Linked DNA regions of Homo sapiens: region 2 is linked to region 1. Evidence: read pairs that join two places in POLR2A ChIA-PET (ENCODE). Cell type or tissue: A673. All regions are shown on one strand. Links, peaks and the distances in the headings refer to the core of each region. The heading gives the core; the rest is flanking DNA.

Region 1 (5,377 bases), core at 255-5,254:
TGGAAGCTCCACTCTGTGGTCTCTGATTGTGCGAGTCCGTAAACTACAGGCACTCAGAGGACTTATCTCAGAGGGGATCTGATAAACAGTTCTGTTGCCACTTGAAAAAAATCAGGCAGGACATTTCTCCTGGGGCTGTAGTGGCAAGCAGGAAATAGCTAAAAGGGATAGAAAGTACATTGCCCGATCACTCATCCTATATGGGTCTTTTGTCCCAGAGTTTCCTGCTTCTCTGCCTGCCCCCTGCCCCCTCATATTATTGAGGTATGCTCATATTACCTGCCAGCTCCAGCCAGAGGAAAAGCCACCCGCGCCAGCGGCATCATTTACTTCCTTTAGTATTTCAGCTCCAAGTCTAGTACGCAAGGAATGATAATGAAACATGATGAAATCGGTTCTAAATTTTTTGAAAGGATTAGAGAAAAGGAAAAGGTCTTGTATGGCTTCAACATGGTTTCCTGTAAACCAGGGGTGTTGTTAAGGTGCGTTTTTCAACACCCATGTCCTCTAGCTTCAAGCCCTCTCACTGTGGCCATTGAACATAAGCATTATGAGGAGGGATGACAGAAAGGACCAGGAAGGTAAGAAACAGTGGAGAAGTCACTGCAGCCAATTCCTTATGCTCTTCTCAATACCTGTTTCCATTTATGTTGAATCCAAGTATCCTCTGTGGCATTCAGCTCACATCTCTCCCCCAACTATTCCATTTTCTACCACAGCCTAGCAAATACTTTTCCAATTAGCTGTATTTCTAGGTTACCACCAAATTAACCACAGAGGCCACGGGATTAATAGGAGCTAGGGAACTCATGATGGCCCCAAATATGCCACCAGTAACTCCACCAATAACGACTGTGAGGGCAACTGTAAGGTTTTGGCCTTGGTGAAACAATAGTCAGTTTTCCATGATAGTCTTGGAAACCAAGCCCTTTTTTTCTCTCCCCTTGACTGCGTATACATCAATCTTGATGACTGTGAGTTTATAATGCACAGCTATGTGAGTCCCCGCTGGCACAAGTGAGCACCTGAGTACAGTAGTTACCTACAGATCTCCCCATCCTTGCTTGCTTATTCTCTGACACACACACACACACACACACACACACACACACACACACATTTACTCTTTAGTAACGTATCCTGCAGAGATGCATTGTCTCTTCAACCCTGGAGTCTATAGGATTTCTGGTCAACCTAGTTCCTGTACATTTTTCACTGCAACTAGAGTGGCTGGGAACTCTGACACCCATGGACCTTTGGGTCTTGTTTTTGAAACAAAAACAAGCACCCCCATGGCCTGAGAATTGCAGAAGTATCACCGATTCACTGTAGCCTGGATTTTCCTTTTTTCATCGAAATTAGTACCTGTGTAGGAGAGCAGGCCTAGAGCCATGGCAGGCTGTGATATTTGGCTTCCTTGCTTGTGTCTCCTTTCAGCATTGGACTAACCAAATTCCATGCTGTCTTTCTACCCAATTCCCTACCTTAGTGAAAACCTGGCAATTGTCGTTTTTTTTTGTTTTTTGTTTTTTTTTGAACTGTTTTTCAGTGTTGTTTTTTGTTCAGTCCACCTAGTTTGTGAATGCAAATAAAGGTTACTCTTAATGCTTGTCTGGAGATTTTTCCACGTGATTTGGGAGATGATATAGGGCATGTTTGACTTGTAGCAGAGATGAAGAATGGATAAATCCAGTGCATGGAACATGATCGGAGATTCCCACAGACTAACTTACCCTGCCTCTAAGTGGGCCCCGAGTTCCTCTACTGCACAGATTCCTGCCTGTTGAACAGCCAAGCGTTGTCCTTACAGAAGTGCAACTATACTAACTGGTATTGCACACAGTGATTTCCAAAGTGGCACTACTAGGAAATCCTTCATCTTCCATTTCTCAAGCTGGCCCTCTCCTGGAGGGAGGAGGTCTGTCGCTTCCCTTTAGCTAAAGTGTTTTGCTTCTCTTGGTATTCTGTCTCCTTTCCCTCACCTCACTTCACCTTCACGTTCCTGGCCTGGGTGTTACTATTTACCTACTGATCACAGAATACTATGTGAATTTCCATTCACAGCTTTGAGTGTTTATGAGGCTTTCCTACTTCCCACCCAGCCCAAACCTTGGGACTTTCCACACACTGATCCTCTGATCAGTTTGACACAGGAAAGCACACAGAAGTCTTGTACCAGTTTGTATAGTAGTACCCTTTTGAACTGGCGACTCTTGAAGTAGAGTGTGCTAGGGGTTTGCATTGGCTGCTCGACACACACACCAAGTCAATTAGCATGCATGCCAAAAAAAAAAAAAATTAACCCTTAGAGTACTGCTTCAACCTTTTGGTTTAATGGTCTGAATTTGACTGGTCGGACAATGCTTCTTTCCCCAGATCCGAGTCCTGCACAGAAAGTCTGTGCTTAATCTAGCCAGAACCTCACCCAGGATCCTCTCCTCTCTAGCTTTCTTGAGATGCTCCTGGGTCCTGAATTTATTAATCAACTAATGGTTTTTAAAAGGTCCAAAACACAACCACTGTGTTTAATTGAAAACAGGCCCCACTGCCAATGCGTTGGAGGGCATGAGGAACTGTGTTTTAGCTTTAGTATGTGTCCTCTCAAAGAAAGAAAGAAGTTCTTTAAGGGTTAATATGAAATTAAGGAATTTGGAGGCCTCTCCTGCTTGTCCTTCCTCCAGGGTATCTGCATGATCCTCTTTAGATTCTTAGTTCAACTGCTGAATGATGATAAAAAATGATAGTATATAATAATTTCGAAAACAATAAATAAAAGAACAGTAGTTCCTGAATGGTTGAATGGAAAGACCCCTTGGCAATGCTTGCTTGATGATCCCAGGAGGCAGAAAGACCAAATGTTTTCTTTTATGAATATTCATTTCATCGTCTACCCTAAGCACTACCACTTCTCAGCATCGTGGGAGACAGGATGATACTACCTGTCATTTACCTCTTGCTTTTTCTTCTTCCTGTCTAATAGCCCAATAGAATCCTGCCAGAATTTCTACAAAGATTTCACATTACAGATCGACATGGCTTTCAACGTGTTCTTCCTTCTCTACTTCGGCTTGCGGGTAAGTTTGTGCAACATTGTTCAGTATCACAATGGGGTGTTTCAGTCTGGGACCCAGGGATCATCCCCCTCAGCCTCTGCTCTCGCAGTCAAGATATTTCCAGGAGAAACAGCGCACCCGCATTCTGATTTTCAGTCTGAGAGAGAGCCCTCTCCTTAGCTAAGCATTTTCTGGAATTCACATCAGTTTTGTTTCAAGGGGGAGAAATAGGGATTGAAGAAAAATGATGATGTATCCACCGGTGGATTGTTTCTCATCTCTCTATTCACATAATGCCCTGTTCCCTTAAAAATTAAATAGAAATAGGCTGAGTGTGGTGGCTCACGCCTGTAATCCCAGCTTTGGGAGGCTGAGGCGGGTGAATCACCTGAGGTCAGGAGTTCGAGACCAGCCTGACCAACCTGGTGAAATCCCATCTCTACTAAAAATACAAAAGTTAGCCAGGCGTGGCGGCGGGCATCTGTAATCCCAGCTACTCAGGAGGCTGAGACAGGAGAATTGCTTGAACCTGGGAGGCAGAGGTTGCAGTGAGCTGAAATCACGCCACTGCACTCCAGCCTGGGCAACAGAGTAAGACTCCATCTCAAAAAAATAAAACAAAACAAAAGTAAATAGAAATAAACCTCTTCAGCTCTTAAAATTACGTTTAGCAGTGTTCACTTAGCTGAGCCCTGAGAGAGCAGTTGTGAGTATGAATGAAAGGAAGGTGAGGAGAGTAGATGGATGGAATTTTGTGTGTGTGTGTGTGTGTGTGTGTGTGAATGCGTACATATGTGCTTTATTTATAGTTATATTTACATGAATGAGTCTAATACAAGTAAAATCACCCAATCTTCCCTATGAAGCTGTTGGGAACCACAGAAAAATACACTGCCTGATCTTTCTCTTAAGACTAGCATAGCATATAGTTAGTCTATATAGGGCTCTCTATGGGGCACTAGAAAACGTGTGTGTCCAATCATAAAAGCATGTGCTTTGTGTAGATATGAGAAGGACATAATGTCTCCCTCCAGACCTTAAAAATTAAATAGAAATAGGCCGAGTGCAGTGACTCATGCCTGTAATCCCAGCACTTTGGGAGGCTGAGGCGAGTGGATCACCTGATGTCAGGAGCTCGAGACCAGCCTGGCCAACATGGTGAAATCCCATCTTTACTAAAAATACAAAAATTAGCCGGGCGTGGTGGCCCTATGAAAACTCAAAACTTACCCTTTGACAAAAGAGTGTACATTGGATGCCAGCACCATGCTTCTCATGTTTTTTCTCTTTCTTATTTCTTCTTTCCCCCAGTTTATTGCAGCCAACGATAAATTGTGGTTCTGGCTGGAAGTGAACTCTGTAGTGGATTTCTTCACGGTGCCCCCCGTGTTTGTGTCTGTGTACTTAAACAGAAGTTGGCTTGGTAAGTCAGCCTCTCTTTCCTTCTCCTTCCTGGTTCCTGAGTCATGGCTGAAGGACAGAATTTGCAGTGGATGAGGGGGCTGTCTCCCTACAAACAATGTTGTATGTATTAATGTGAACAACGGGCTCTTGGAGTTTTAGAAGTTGATGGTGGCAGCTCTCTTTGGAGCACTAGCCCCAAAGGGTTTGCACAGTTTGCGCTTCAGGCAGTGCAGTTTTATCATTGTCAAAGCCTAGTGGTCATCACTGTCACAGCCAGGGCCTTTATGTTCATGGTTCTGTCACTTTTCATTCAGGAACTTAGAGTCAGGACTGGATTAAGAAGCCCATGGGGGTAAGGCCAACTTTCCGAGTGGCTGGCTCAGGTACCCCAGAGGCCTGCCTGCCAAAGTTAGCTTTGGTCTGCTTCCAAAAAGTGGGTTCTGCATGGTCTATTTATAGGTACAAGGTTCTTTGTAGGGCAGGGAGAGATGAAGCTTCTTGAGTCATCTCTCACCTTACAGGAGACTGAGGTCCCTTTCTGTGTTAAGGGGAGAGTGCTGCTGGGCTGTACTGTACAGGGCACCTCCTGGACCAGGACTAGAACACTTTAGTGGAGAAAGTAACTTGACCAGAGGATAGTCATGGAAGCCCAGGGCTTAGAGAGACAGCTTCAAGTTTCTCATTGCTGCGTTGATTTCATTTTTTCCCTGAATTCAGAGTATTCCTGCTGTCATGGGGTCTACTAGGGAAGAAGGCAGGCCGAAACAGAACCTGGAGGACTATTTGTGGGTTCCTTCTGTCCTTATTTTTAGGATTTTTGGCTTAATTATTTAAAAAGTAATATGCATGCATTGTAATCAATGAAAACAAAGATGTGTGAAGAGAGCATTCATCATCTTTTCCCCTTGCCTCCATCACTG
Region 2 (5,377 bases), core at 261-5,260, 780 kb before region 1:
ATAGCGAGTTTCACATGCTCAGTAGCCACATAGCCTAGGGGTTGGCCATTCAGCTCCTCCATTTACTCTCCAAGAACTTTCCAGTAAATGCTTCCTGGGGCTTAGGCTAACCAGAAATGATTTTCTATTTCCTGCTAGCCTGGCCCCAACCCTGAGACCTGTATGAAGGTGGATAGTCCACACTCAGAAAAGAGAAGCAGGATGGTAGTCATGGAAGCTGGAATCTGCCAAGGAGTATGGAACAACTCACCAGCCAAATGAACTCGTCCTAAAAATATGGATCTAATTTTTTTAAAAAAGAAAAGGCCAAGTGCAGTGGCTCACACCCATAATCCCAGCATCCCAGCACTTGGGAGGCCGAGGTAGATGGATCACTTGAGGTCAGGAGTTCGAGATCAGCCTGGCCAACATGGTGACACCCCATCTCTACTAAAGATACAAAAATTAGCCAGGCATGGTGGCATGTGCCTGTAGTCCCAGCTACTCGGGAGGCTGAAGCATGAGAATCGCTTGGACCTGGGAGGCAGAGGCTGCGGTGAGCCAAAATTGCGCCAATGCACTCCAGCCTGGGTGACAGAAGAAGACCCTGTTTCAGGGGGAAAAAAAAGAAAAAGAAAGGAAAGGGAAAAAACATGAAGAGAGCCCAGTGTATCCAGACCCGAGTCTCATCACCTTCTCAGGAAGCTTTTTGGGTTGTCCAGGCCTTAAGTAGGCCTGTGCTTCCAAACTTCATTTCTGGGAGGAGTGCCAGTGGGCTGGGGAAGTCGGAGGCTAGAAGAAGCCTGTTCTTGTACCTTGCAGTCTGTTCCACCACCGAGGAACAGGCCTGACCCGAGTGGCCTGCAGTAAAGCTCCGAGTCAGGGAGCATGGTATAATCACCTGACACTGGTGTTACAGGTAAATCACAATCTCTCCCCATAGACAACATGATCTTCCTCATGTACAAGATAAGCTACTTATTCAGTAAGACAGCACTCAGGGAAGTATGAATTTGCAGATCTGGTGATAAATCCACTGGTCTGGCAGAAATGGACCTGGACTGGGATAGCCATGACTCCAGTTCTAGCCACCTTTCTGCCTGCCATTAGCGGCATTGCCTTCGGCAGGCTGCCTCCCTTCTGCATCTGTTTCCCAGTCTATATAGTGGAGATTAAAGTCTCAGCCATGCATTTCTGCTTCCAAGCATCCGTGAGGCATCTAGAAGCTGGAAAGCTTTGTACATCGCTTAGGCAGAACACGCGGAGGGAGCTGGTCACTGCTGATGGAGTCTCAAGTATTGGCTAGCTCCTTCCATACCTCACCCTCTTACCTTTCAGGAATTGTCCTGGGACCTGAAGCTGAGCCCCAAGACGGTGCCTGGGACCCCCCCCCAACCCGGCCCTGGTGTCAGTGTGTGCCACAGCTTACCCTGCTGTTCTCTAGGCCCCTTCCCTAATACTGAAACTACTGTCTAACCTGGGTGGTTTTTTTTTTTTTGCATTTTGGAGGGGGGATGGGGAGAGGGGGGACAGTTTTGTTCTTTTTGCCCAGGCTGGAGTGCAATGGCATGATCTCAGCTCACTGCAACCTCTGCCTCCTGGGTTCAAATGATTCTCCTGCCTCAGCCTCCTAAGTAGCTGAGATTACAGGCACACACCACCATGCCCGGCTAATTTTGGTATTTTTAGTAGAAATGGGGTTTCACCATGTTGGCCAGGCTGGTCTCGAACTCCTGACCTCAGGTGATCCACCCACCTTGGCATCCCAAAATGCTGGAATTACAGGCATGAAGCACTGCGCCCGGCCATGGATGTTTTGTTTTGCTAATTGTCTGCCTCTCGCTGGTCGAATATAAGCTCCATGAGGACAGGGGTTTTGTTTTTTAATTCACTGCTGTATTCCCAATGCTTAGCACACAGTGCCTGGCACATAGTAGCCACTTTAAACACATCGGTCAAATAAATGAATATATGAAGGAGTGGATTCCATCTTAAATTCCCTTTTAGAATTTGACGTCAAGGAGGAGTGAGGGCCTTGGAGCCCAGCAGGCCTGGAGTGGAATCCCTGCTTGGTTACTGCATAGCTCCAAGTTGCCCCCATCCTGATCAGAGTTAAGATGTCCTGCTGGCTGCAGGGTCTCCCTATTTAAGGACTGCACAAGCATAACTGCCTGTTGTCCTCCCACCACTTCACAAAAGGCTCAATTCCAATTTTGCCCAAAGAGGGCCCCTCACAGGGCCAGACCAAGGGCATCGGGCTCTGACCACCATCTCCCACCTCCCCACATTTTCTGCCTTCGGGCCTGGGCCCCAACCCTGGCCCCAAACACAAGAGCCAGAGCCAAACACGTCTAGCATATACCACCACGGGTGATTTATTTAAGGGTCTCCAAATAATCGCTTAAGTGTCACCATGGCAACCTGAAGAGTTGCCATGGAGATTGGAGCAGGAAACGTCCCCATGGAGACCCCTGGGAGACGCTCTAGGAAATCATTACCAGGTGGAGGGGGCTTGGGAAGGGGGAGCTGGACAAATAAGGGAGGCCCACGGTTTGTGTGCTGCCACAAGAAGGGGGGTTGAAGGGGCAAAGTGGGAAAGACCAGCTTAGAAAAGCAGGCAAGTTAATGATCTCCAACTCTAAGGTCCCATGTGATAAATAACTTCCATTATATCCATAGAAGAGATCTGACAGAAAAGACAAGAGTCTGGTGGTAATGGTGGCCCCCAGGACGGGGTTGGAGAAAGAGGTTTCTTTTTCACGTTATACTCCTTTGTACTATTTGACTTTCTTTTATCATAGGCACTTAAATAGTAATTATTCCAAAATTAAATAAGTTATTTACTTACTATATTAAATATTTTATATGCTCAAAACAACCCCATAGGGTAGGTATCATCTCCATTATATGGATGAGGAAACTGCTGTTCAGAAAGGTTCAGAAAGTGGCCCACAAGGCCGGCAGTGGCGGCTCATGCCTGTAATCCCAGCACTTTGGAAGGCCAAGGCGGGAGGATCACTGGAGCCCAGGAGTTCAAGATAAGCCTGAGCAACAGAGTGAGACCCTGTCTCTACAAAAATATTTAAAAATTAGCTGGAGGTGGTGCACACCTATAATCCCGACTACTCAGGAAGCTGAGCTGGGAAGATTACTCGAGCCCAGGAGGTCAAGGCTGCAGTGAACCATAATCTCAACACTGCACTTCAGCCTGGGTGACAGAGTGTGACCCTGTCTCGAAAGAAGAAAGGAAAGAAAGGGAAGAAAAGGAAGGAAGGAAGGGAGGGAGGGAGGGAGGGAGGGAGGGAGGGCACAGTCATGGCGACAGTCTAGAATCAAACCCAGAGCTCCTTGTCCCCTGTGCAAGCATGGATTCTCTGGTCTCAACCCAGCTCTGCCACTAACATGCCAGGCACCATTAATTAAGTAACCCACATCCCTCTGGGCCTCAGTTTCCTCACCTGTCAGATAGTTTAGCAGTTTGGACTGGATGAAGATGAAGGTCTCTCTAGCTTGACATCCTGAGTTCACGAAGGGTTCCTCTCAGCACCATGGAGAATCACAGCTGTAGGTGGGGGGTGGGGAGTAGGGAGTGTGGTGACAGGGAGGAAAGGGGCGTGACAGCACCCCTCAGGGAACTTGAGAAACCTCTGGATTCTCCCTTTGCAGAGAGTATAAGAGAAGCAGGGAAGGTGAGCCACCAGGAAAGTGTGCATCAAAACCACACTGGAGCCAGGCAAGGTGGTTCCCACCTGTTATCCCAGCACTTTGGGAGGCTGAGGCAGGGGGATCACTTGAGCCCAGGAGTTTGAGGTTACAGTGAGCTAAGATTGTGCCACTGCACCACCAGCCTAGGCAACAGAGGGAGACCCTCTTTAAAAAAAAATTTTTTTTTTTTTTGAGACAGATTCTCACTCTGTCACCAGGCTGGAGTGCAGTGGCACGATCTCAGCTCTTTGCAACCTCCGCCTCCCAGGTTCAAGCAATTCTCCTGCCTCGGCCTCCCGGGTAGCTGGGACTACAGGCGTGCGCCACCACACCCAGCTAATTTTTGTATTTTTAGTGAAGACGGGTTTTCATCATATTGGCCAGGATGGTCTCGATCTCTTGACCTCGTGATCCACCTGCCTCGGCCTCCCAAAGCGCTGGGATTAGAGCTGTGAGCCACTGAGCCTGGCCTAAAAATTTTTTTTAAACATTTTTTTCAAATAAAAAAATTCGCTGGGTGTAGTGGTGTGCACCTGTAGTCTCAGCTACTCGGGAGGCTGAAGCAGGAGAATAACTTGAACCCGAGAGGTGGAGGTTGCAGTAAGCCAAGATTGCACTCCAGTCTGGGTGACAGAATAAGACCCTGTCTCAAAAAACAAAAAATAAAAATTTCAGCCTGGACAACATGGTGAAACCCTGTCTCTATTAAAAATTAGCCAGGCGTGGTGGTGCACACCTGTAGTTCCACCTACTTGGGAGGCTGAGGTAGGAGGATCAGTGCCTGGGAGGTCAAGGCTGCAGTGAGCCGAGATCGTGCCACTGCACTCCAACCTGGGCAACAGAGAGCCTGTCTCAAAAAACAGAATAGAAAAAAGAAATTTTTTTTGAAAAACACATGGCTGATGCCGGGCGCGGTGGCTTACACTTGTAATCTCAGTGAGTCAAGATTGCATCATTGCACTCCATCCTGGGTGACAAGAGTGAAATTCTGTCTCAAAAAGAAAACACCCACACACAATGAGATACCTCCTCACGGCCACTGGGATGGCTGGAATAAAAAGATGAACAATTACAAGTATTTGCAAGGATGTGGAGAAATCAGAACCCTCCTACACTGCTGGTAGGAATGTCAAATGGGGCAGCCACTTTGAGACACAGTTTGGCAGTTCCTCAAAAAATTAAACATATGGACACCACATGACCCGGCCATTCCTCTCTTAGCTAGTAGACACCCAAGACAAATGAAAATATACCTCCACACGAAAGCTGGCACGAAAATGTCCATAGCAGCATTATCCGTAGTACCCAAAAATGGAATCTCCCCAAAAGTCTATCAACTGATGAATGGATAAACAAAATGTGATCTGTCCATACAACGAAATATTATTCAATCATAGAAAGGAATGAAGTTCTGATACATGCTACAACATGGATGAACTCTGAAAACATACTATGTGAATGAAGCCAGTCATAGAAGACCACACAGGATCACATAGTAAATGATTCCATTCATATGGAATGTCCAGAATAGGGAAATTGAAAGCAACAGAGAGTAGATTATTGGTTGCCTAGGGTTGGGGGAGAGGAGAAATCAGGGTGAGAGAACAGCTAAGGCAGTGGTCTCCAACCTTTTTGCACCAGGGACTGGTTTCATGGAAGACAATTTTTCCACAGACTGCTGGAGGATGGGAGG

The links. ChIA-PET counts read pairs that join two places held together with the same protein. Peaks named below come from ENCODE experiments on the same cell type or tissue, not always from the same donor. Only the 100,000 strongest peaks of a DNase experiment are listed, where the experiment ranks them.
Region 2: POLR2A ChIA-PET joins it to region 1 with 6 read pairs; 2 of 35 experiments call an interaction of 5 or more read pairs at or near these places.

What each region holds. Positions count from the first base shown.
Region 1 is chr10:77,182,520-77,187,896 of GRCh38, reverse strand. KCNMA1 (potassium calcium-activated channel subfamily M alpha 1) reads left to right here. Exons shown (of 28, transcript NM_001161352.2): 4 at 2,981-3,074; 5 at 4,365-4,476. Among named protein-coding and RNA genes, the nearest start is that of KCNMA1-AS2, 44 kb to the right of the region's middle. In A673, for the core only: no CTCF peak of the experiment used is centred there; no DNase peak of the experiment used is centred there.
Region 2 is chr10:77,964,817-77,970,193 of GRCh38, reverse strand. No RefSeq gene overlaps it. Among named protein-coding and RNA genes, the nearest start is that of DLG5-AS1, 41 kb to the right of the region's middle. In A673, for the core only: no CTCF peak of the experiment used is centred there; a DNase peak (open chromatin) is centred at 2,423.